Linked DNA regions of Homo sapiens: region 2 is linked to region 1. A link is a loop called in an ENCODE intact Hi-C map of the cell type or tissue named here. Cell type or tissue: heart right ventricle. All regions are shown on one strand.

The links. A loop is a pair of places that touch in the nucleus more often than their neighbours do. Peaks named below come from ENCODE experiments on the same cell type or tissue, not always from the same donor. Only the 100,000 strongest peaks of a DNase experiment are listed, where the experiment ranks them.
Region 2: it touches region 1 in a loop (5-fold over the local background); 2 of 110 quality-filtered maps call a loop at or near these places.

Annotation. Positions count from the first base shown.
Region 1 is chr2:221,560,415-221,565,414 of GRCh38, forward strand. It overlaps EPHA4 (EPH receptor A4), which reads right to left. Exons shown (of 18, transcript NM_004438.5): 3 at 3,317-3,980. Among named protein-coding and RNA genes, the nearest start is that of EPHA4, 9.4 kb to the right of the region's middle. In heart right ventricle, no CTCF peak of the experiment used is centred here; no DNase peak of the experiment used is centred here.
Region 2 is chr2:221,121,863-221,126,862 of GRCh38, forward strand. No RefSeq gene overlaps it. Among named protein-coding and RNA genes, the nearest start is that of EPHA4, 450 kb to the right of the region's middle. RefSeq lists an enhancer at 3,031-3,555. In heart right ventricle, no CTCF peak of the experiment used is centred here; a DNase peak (open chromatin) is centred at 2,861; H3K4me3 peaks cover 821 bases; H3K27me3 peaks cover 427 bases.

The sequences.
Region 1 (5,000 bases):
CGAGGAGGAAAAAAAAATGACATACTCCATATAATATTTTCAATACAAAGTGTGAAAACGTATATTATTATTTGTTAGGGCAAAGGAGAGAGATGCTTCCTATCTTTAGCCTTGATATCAAGGAGTGGTCAGGGGATGGATTTTCCTTCTACTATTTCAACTCAACGCTCTTAAAAGTCAATAGCTATGACCTTGGGAAGAGCACAATGACAACAGAAATGCTAGTATCAAGTTGTTGCATGATCTCTGAGGTGACTTTTACCAATCTTACAACCCCAAGTCCTCATTGCAAGTCTGTAAACTAAATATAACTATTATCATCCCATTTTATGGATGAACAAACCAAGGCTCACAGGGCTTAAGAAACATGCTCAAGGTCATCTAGCTAAGTGACCAAATTCATACATCTTTCCTCGTCTCTATATTATTTCCACTGTGCCTGGGTGCTACTCTTGATGCCTATCATGATATCAAGGATAGGGCCAACTGTTTTTATTATTCCTAAGACTTTTAGAGTCTCAAGTCATCTTTTAAAAGTCTCACTCTGGCTGGGCGCGGTGGCTCACGCCTGTAATCCCAGCACTTTGGGAGGCCAAGGCGGGTGGATCACGAGGTCAGGAGATGGAGACCATCCTGGCTAACACGGTGAAACCCCGTCTCTACTAAAAATACAAAAAATTAGCCAGGCGTGGTGGCGGGCGCCTGTAGTCCCAGCTACTTGGGAGGCTGAGGCAGGAGAATGGAGTGAACCCGGGAGGCAGAGCTTGCAGTGAGCCAAGATCGCGCCACTGCACTCCAGCCTGGGCGATGGAGCTAGACTCCATCTCAAAATAAATAAATAAATAAATAAATAAATAAAGTCTCACTCAAGCTTGGAATCCTTTGTCATTCAAGTTTTTTCTTACCTAACTACATCAGAAATTTTTACATGGCAATAACAGAAACAAACAACCAAAGTGCAAGGTCTTGTGCAAAAAGTGTCTTGAAAGAGTTAATCATTTTATTAGCAGAAAAAAAAGCAAAATAACAAAAACAAAAAACAAAAACAAACTTGGTTGACACACCTGAAAACACTGAAGTTTCTCAAAAACGACTCAATCCACCTGCTTCTGCTGTGAAATATCTGGCCTCATGTTAGGAACAGCTTGCTCGGAAGTGGACTAGATTTGAAACCCTAAATTCCTCCCCTTCGAGGACGCACGTGATTAACTGGATCCCCCAAGACTATTTCCATAAAGCAAACCAGAAAAATGTTCGATTGCTTTTATATTCACTTTGCCCACCATCTTTTTCTCTTTTCTTTCTAATTTTGGTTGTAAAAATGTCAAGGAGTTTCACAATGTAGCAATGTATGAGTTACTAGGCTCTGTGACAATTGAAAATCAATGACATTAGATACACGAAGATGTGCTAATGCTGAGAGTGAACATTTTAGCAGGAAATGGAAGCCAATGTTGTTTTTTTAAAAATATATATAAGAATCTTGACATGTGAAGATGTGCGGCTCCTGTCTTACAAAACGGAAAAGGCAGAATAATTTACTCTAAAATGTGATGGCATGTCATTGCCCTGCTCATTTCACTGTTCCTGCTATGATCATAGTAATTTAGTTGCCAGTAACAATGCACTCACATATTTTCTTATATTAATACCAGAATATACTTTGGGTTACCAATTCAGTACAGCTTATCTAGTAGTTGCTAAGTCAAGAGCAAACCAAAAATCGAGGCCTTAATCTTTATTTTAAAAATCCTTAAATTCCAACTTGTAAACTTTTAAATTTACACATTTCCTTTTTTTTTTTTTGAATTTTTAACACTGAGTCAACAGAAAAGATAGCCACTCTTTTTTCTATTTACCACAAAATGAAAGAACATTCACTGTTAGTTACTCCTAGAAATAACTATAGCTAAGCAGGAATGCCACTTCAGACAAGTGTAAACTATGAATGGAGTAACGTGTAACTTTATGACACCAAATCACCAAAAAATGCAATTTTCTTCATGTTCTAACTGGATTTTCAGTCAATCAAGTGGATTGCCCCATAGTTAATCCCACCCTGTCATTAGAATGGTTGAAATGCCAGACAAATTGTTTGGCAGTCAGTTAATTCAGGCCCTTTAACCACCAAATCAGATGAACCATGTGGCAATGCCATCTACAGCTCAACAATTACCCAGAGAAAAGATTAATCTGATTGTTCCATAGATGAGACCAGAATTACATTCTAACTATTTTGTAGTAACCATAATGGATTGGCAGCCGCAGACTGTTGATAACTACATTATAAAAACAAGTATCAAGCAAGACAAAAACTTGGAATAAAAGATATTTTTGAGCCTTATTTCACACATGACAAACAATCTGTATAAATAGGAATTACTCTCATCTCTTACTCAGATATAAACTTTCTGTAAAGCAAAGGACTTTATACACTCCCCAGTATTCTGACAGGAAGGGGTAAAAAAGCAAGAATCAACTGCATACACTGAACCTGAGGTGAGAAAAAAAAATCCACTTAGTAATATGGTAAGTAGTAATTAATGTGATAAAAATACATAGATTTCTTCAAAAACTCAATAACTGAAATCAATACCAAATTGGGTCACAATTTGCTATTGCTTCTGACCACAGATCAAATAAGAAGACTCTTGCTTGCTTAATTACCACCTCCTAAGAGAAATAAAGAGGTCTTTCATCAAGATTAATTTCATTTAGAGAACCCATCGGTGGGTGTTCAGGGAACAGAATGTACTTGAAGCAATGTCCCTCCACTTTGTTGGGTCATATCTCCACCGGTCCACAAGGCAGAAAGAAAAAATGGACTTTCTTCACTCGATTTTAGTCAGTGGGAGGGAACTGGAACAACTTAATCCTAATTTCACATTTAGATCATTCACGCACTTATGCAGAAGACGGGAGATATTTAACAATCTTTGTCATTTTACCAAGTCCATAGACAGGAAAACTATGGCTCAAAAATGTGTCCGCCCTCTTTAAGTAAGGATCAATCAAGGCTGTTTCTTCAGCTTGTTCATTTACATTTCAGAGGGCGCATCAAGCCAGTTCAGATATAAGTGCCTGTTAGCAAATGTGTTTGGCTTTCTGCTGATTACAGCAGCATCATTTATTTTGTCAGTATTAGAAACGTCTTAGCTTTGCCACCTGGAGCTATAGCACTTACTCATTAGACCCCTGTGTCCCACCACATCCCACAGGGGCTACTAATTACTGGCTTTACTCCATTTAGTCTCATCTCTGATTTAATTACTCGCACTAAGCCCCAGTGAAAAAACTGCAATATGGACCCTCTTACCTTGGCATTCTCCGCTCCGCTCCTCATGCCCAGCGTTGCATAGGCAGTTGCCAATGGGTACCAGCCATTCACCATCTGCCCCACAGTACATTTTTGGCACATCTTTCTCTTCTGAGTTGTTGACACAGGAGCCTCGAACTTCCACCAGGGAAGACGTATCAGCCCCTGTGATGGTGTCAGGAAACTGGGCCAGATTGCGGACTGTGAGTGGACACTTTTTATAGAACACACGGACTGATACCAGGGCGATGCAGGCCCCCACATCCTGAAAAGCCAGGTAAAACCCCTTTTTGCTTAATGGCCCTACATCCCGGATCTCGGTGTTCAGCTTCATGATTCTGTCACCAATGTCCACTTGGGTGAAGCTCTCATCAGCAGCAATGGTGTCAATTTTGACAAACTGGTTCTCTCTGATGAAACGCTCTTTGTCGTTGTCTGATTCATAGTAGTACAGGTTAAACGTCTCCTTGCAAGTCCCCATGACGCCCGGAAGACTATTGCAGTCCCTCAAGGTGAATTTAATCTCAATATACACCCTCTGAGCCCCTTCTCGGGTGATCCAATCAGTTCGTAGCCAGTTATTCTGGCTGGGTTCCATCACATTGCACACTTGGTAGGTTCGGATTGGTGTATTTTTTTCATCCATGATACTCACTTCCTCCCACTGCAAAGATCCAAAGCAGATGTATCAACTACAAAGTTTCATCATGCAGTGATTTGTCAATCCCATTTTATTCTCATAGGACACCTGATTATTTTTCTTTCAATAATGAAGCAAACTACTGAGCACCAATCATCACTAATAAAGGATCTTATGGGAGATAAGACAATATTTTATTGAGGAAGTTTTTTTTTTGTTTGTTTAATTGTTTCAATCTTTTGCCTGAAATCCAGAGGCAATGGTGGATTTACTGCTTGTGAGTTCTCGGCAGTTCCTTGTGGTGGTCCAACAACCTCAAATTCACCTATTACAACAGCTACAATTTCAAGTGGCAACAGTTCAAATTTACTCATAAAGGAAAAACTAGTATGGGTATTGTTTCAACCACTGAGCAGAGACCTGCAAATTAAGGGCAGGAAGAGCAGAGCTTGCCAAAGGAAGACAATTATCAGTTAATTAGTAGTGCTCCTGTCAGAACTTTGCTCTCTAATACCTCAAAAAAAAAAAAAAAAAAAAAAAAGGCAATTGATTTTTTTGGCACCCTCACTACTCTTTAAAGGTGAAAAGAAAATCCCACCATTCTGGTTTCAGTAATCCTAGGAAGACAGGGAGTAAATTTTATGGCTGGATTTCTCAAATATGCTATCATTTATAACAGTAGACAACTTTTCAAGACTGTGTATTCAATTAAAAAATTTGTACATGTTCTCATTTTTAAAACATAGACAAATAACAAAACTAGAAAACAGACATGCTTTGCTTCTAACTCTTCCGTGGACATTAAAAATAAAATAGCAAGTGCTGTTTATGACTGAAGGCCCAAGAAAATGAAAGGAGATGGTAGCATTTTCTTTGCATTCCACTTCCTAACACAAAGAATCTAATGGTAGGACAACTTGCGTCTACCACTGTGACTAAAAGTTTCACTGTCATTATAGCTTTTAAAAATAATCCGAAAAGCAGCAAAACTTTTGGGACTCCTACTAAGCTGGTAGGCAGCCTCAAATTCTTCATTAACATCTA
Region 2 (5,000 bases), 440 kb before region 1:
CGTACCCAGCCAGTTGCCATATTTTCAAACATACCTTTTAAAGACTCATCAAGAAAACCCATGGATAGGTCATACAAAATTTTTTTCATGACTCAGATTTATTTCCTTTACAAGTTGAAGAAATACAAGTATTTACTCTTTTATTTTTATGCCACAACAAAGGTGTAAATCACTTAGTTGCCTGCTACCTCCCTGACTTTCCATCTTTTTCCGTTAGGGGCTATACAGTTGTCATTTATCAATGACCAGTTGGTTTTATAGGCTTATTATCTCAAGGGGGACTCAGTCAACTATTAGCTAACTCAGTCACATATTATCTTCAAATCTGTGAACTCCTTCACATATTCGAAGTTCAGAAAGGTCACACATAAAGTGAGAGAACTATCTATTTGATTCCTTTCCGGGTCATTCTACACGGCCACCACTATGATTAAACAATGGAAGTGTGAGAAGTCGGAGGGAAATAATTAGGCTGGATAAATACTGTGGCCCCTCACACTGTGCTTCACGCCATGAAAATGTTTCAGGCCAGGCACGGTGGCTCACACCTGTAATCCCAGCACTTTGAGAGGCTGAGGTGGGCAGATCACCAGGTCAGGAGATTGAGACTATCCTGGCTAACACAGTGAAACCCCGTCTCTACTAAAATCACAAAAAATTAGCTGGGCGTGGTGGCAGATGCCTGTGGTCCCAGCTACTCGGGAGTCTGAGGCAGGAGAATGGTGTGAACGTGGGAGACAGAGCTTGCAGTGAGCCAAGATCACACCACTGCATTCCAGCCTGGGCGACAGAGCGAGACTCTGTCTCACCAAAAAAAAAAAAAAAAAAAGTTTCAAAAACCTTTAGGCATACTAAGTTTGCAAAAAGCAAAAATTATACTCTACACATAGCATCTGGCACCCCGGTCTAGATTTTAATGTTAACCAAACAATGGATGAGCAGATCCAAAGTTCCCTGACTATTCAACGGAAAGCAAGATTTTTGTAAAAGCTAAAAGCTACAATAAAATTCAGACTAACAAGATGTCTTATATTTAGTCAATACTTGATGTACGTGGGGATGGATTACATACTGTAAGTCATTTAAACAATGAAATTTCAGCAACCAAAGAAGCAATATAATCCATCTTGCCCAAAAAGTAGCTCCACTAGTATGGCTAAAAACACAAACCATAATTCCATGGGATATTGAATTTATAAAGAGGTATAGATAACACAAGGGTGGAATATATCTTCCTGTGTTTTATACTTCTCTTACATTTGCTTCATCATTAAATATTTTAATAAACATAACAATATAAACTGTTAAACATAATTTTGTAAACAAGAGAATTAAAAAACTTACTAAATATGAATGTACCATATTGATGCTTTAACATTATAAACAAAAGCAGGTTTTATTTTTTTTCCAAGCACACAGTTAGATAACAAGTGATAATTTAATTCAACTGGTATTTGGGGGTTGTGTAGCTTTTAATATATTAATATATGTGGAATTTCTTTTAACCAAATGCATTAGTGACTTTTTAAACCAGGTACAATGAATATATTTAAATAATTTTTAAGAATATAAGAAACAAGAGGGTTTTATAGAGAGATGTTTAGAAAGAAATGAGACTGATTTTTCTTGTGTGTTCTATAAAGCTTACTCTAAAAGCAATTAAGAGAGTTCTTTTTTAAAAAATCTTTAGCATCCATGGAACATGCGTATGTCAGTGCTCCGATTTTAGCCTCCAGCCAAAAACTGCCTCATGATCTTAAACTAACTTGCAATCTCTAAGTTCCAGTTTCCTCATCTGTAAAGATAATAATAGTATTTAACTTATAATTTTGTGAAGATTTTAAAAGATGATAAATGTCAAAAGTTTGGCATAGTGTCTGACTTACTGTAAGCACGTAGTGCCTTCTGGCTGCTTTCATTGTTGTTATCATTATTAATCCCTTTCAAAGTTTATTGGACTTGTTAAAAGTCAATATTTTTACTTGGTATCAAGCAACTTCTGATCTTACCTTTTTAATAACATGATAGTAATTTATCATGGGTAAACAGATTATTTGGACAGACTATTTGGATAGACTATTCCAGTAGCAAACTTCAATGCTTTTCTAATATGCAGATAAAAGTATTTCAAAAAAGGAAAATATATCAGCAATACGAAGAAAACACATGAGGAAGGGTGTTGATAATTTTATATCAAATTAGGAAAAGTTAGCACATTGTAACATTCATAGTACTGAGTGAGTATAGAGTATGCAGGCACTACAAACATTTTTATGCTCAATATTTTGGATTCTCTTTTTTTCATTTATGAAGAAGGAAAGAGTAAAAGAATAAATGGTACCACTGACTTGTTACTGATGACTACACGTTAAGCACTCAAGAACAGCCTGCAAGAGGCCTTTGAATCCTTACTCAGTTGTGCTGGTTTAGAAATCCTTAGGGATTAGCTTCTCATTGACAACTAAGCCTGGGAAATGACTTGAGGGTTACACTTAGTACCCGTTCTTGTTAATAAATATTATAATACTTCTCTAGAAAATTAGATACAAATCCTGAGCAAACCAAAATCCAATTCCAAGAACAGCTTTCAAGTTTGAGAGGTTTTCTATCTGTTCCATGAAAGCACAAGGAGTAAGAAGCATTAATTGCAAAGAGCATTTCGATATAAAGACTCCATGGAGCATTCAGTACTTCCTCTATGTGAATTTTCAGTAGGAAAAAAAATAGGTCTTTCATGAAAAACAATCTCAGACTACTCCCTTCCACTCAGAATTCATAATTATGCTTAATCTGCTGCTCCTCTTGGCTCGCTTACAGGTCCTGTTGGCAGGTAGTGAATACAAAATGAATTTAATGGGGGGTCCCCTGGGAATGGAGCAAAAGTTTTAGCATTTACCGGTTCACAATGGAGAAAGGCCAGCTGTTGGGAGCCCTGAGCTCCACGGCCACAGCTCCCCCAAAGCAGCCACGCACATGGATGGCTGCAGGTCAGCAACCTGGGAAAGAAGAGGCAGCCGCTGGGCAAAGGATGGCCCTAATGTGAGAAAGCGAAACAGGACTGCAAAGCTGCGTGGCTCACCAGCAACAGAGCCAGACAGGCAATCCCTGGTGAGATGTGGCAATGCCCAGCATGGGGTGTGTTCCTGTCTGCTTTCCTTTGGCAGAAGGCTGCCCCAAGGGCAAGTGCTAATGAGAGTGAGGCGCTTGGAGATGGGAGATGCTTGAGTCCATCAAAGAGCTCATTCAGAGCTGCCCTGTCTCCACCACCCACTCAGGAGCTGCTGAACCAGCTTAAGTTACTATCCTCTCCACATTCCTAAAGGTATGGTTACTTACAGACCCACCGGACAGCCTGGGAGTAAAAGAGAAAGCATTTCTCACTCTGTGTGTGTGTGTGTGTGTGTGTGTGTGTGTGTTAGATACTGACATTTTGTGGTGTGTATTTTGTTTGTGTTTATGTGTACTTTAATTTATATTTAAAATAGATTTGAAGGAGTGATAATGCTACCAATTCCAAAGAAAGCTCTTTGTGTCTATCACAATCATTCACTCACTCATTCATCCTTTCATTCATTTAAACATTCTTCAGTATTTAGCGCATTAGATTATAAATCACCTGTGCCCTTTTTAAAAATAAAGTTGTCATCAAACGGAAATTTCTTTCACTGTGGTTTATAAAAACACTCATTCTCAAGCGGCCAGCATTTTGCAGAAATATTCCGTTTTGCTTTATTCTTTGTTTTAGGAAAAAGATTGTTTTAAATGTATTCTTTTTCACTCCTGATTTCTGTAAGCCCTTAATCCTATATATGACATGCATGTATGTATATATGTTTGTATGTGTGTATACATACATTTATTCATTCATAAAATTATTTATTAAACACCTACTATGTGCTGGGGTCTGGCCTAAATGCTGGGTGTGGAAAGAGGAGTAGGACACAGTCCAGACTTTTGAAAGTCTCCCTGACAATGAGAAAACGTGTATGTCAACAAGTCCAATCCTGCAAGCTATTAAAGCATCCAAGAGTAGTGTGTATTAGTCACCACAACAACCCCCACAATATGACTTTTTGCACTGAGGTGGGAGGATCTTAGATAGAAAAGGATGCCTGACTTGGATCCCACTGTTACACTTCAGTTTTAATGAAAAACACCAACAACTATGCGTTTTTCGGATTTATCTCCAGCATCTCTATTTTATTTTGAACAAGCCCCATAATAAAGTCACAGTTAATAAGGGTCACAGAGTATTTAAAGGGCAATAGCCACACTCTTAGTGGGGGCCATAGAGCTCTGGACTGTTCAGATGAAGAGGCCAGGCAGCATGAACTCCAATATGTGCAATTTATACATGAAAAACCTGAGGCCCTCACAGTGAGAAGAAAGGATCATTTGCTTGAGATTAGAATGTCTAGGATCATTTGCATGGGTCCTTAGGCATCTTTAAATTCTATAGAGACCCAAACAGTTCAATATTCAATTAAAAAGAAAAGAACAAAACCCTAGATGATGAGAGCGTGTTTTAAATCATCCCTGGGAAATTTACAAAAAAACAAATCGGACAAAGAGCACGATTTAACATCTTTTCATTACAAGGAACATTTATTACCTATTTTGAGGACCTAGCACTTTTTGTAATAACAGCTGGTTAGATGAAATACAACACACACACCATTTCTTAACTAACACTAAATAATGGCTGTTAAGTCCACTACCCTATCCTCTCAGGTGGTGGTCATTTAGCTGATACCTGTGTCTCTGCAGCCTTGGAAGTTTATTTATTGCTTTGTTCAACAAACATTTATTAAGCATCTCTTTTGTGCCAGGCACTGTGCCTGTAACCTTCAAGAAGTATGGAGATGAAAGAATCAAAAATTATTTGTGTTGGACAAATTGTAATATGAAGTAAAAGTATAGCAATGAAAATATGAATGACACTGATATGGTTTGGCTCTGTAGCCCCACCCAAATCTCATCTCAAATTGTAATCCCCTTGT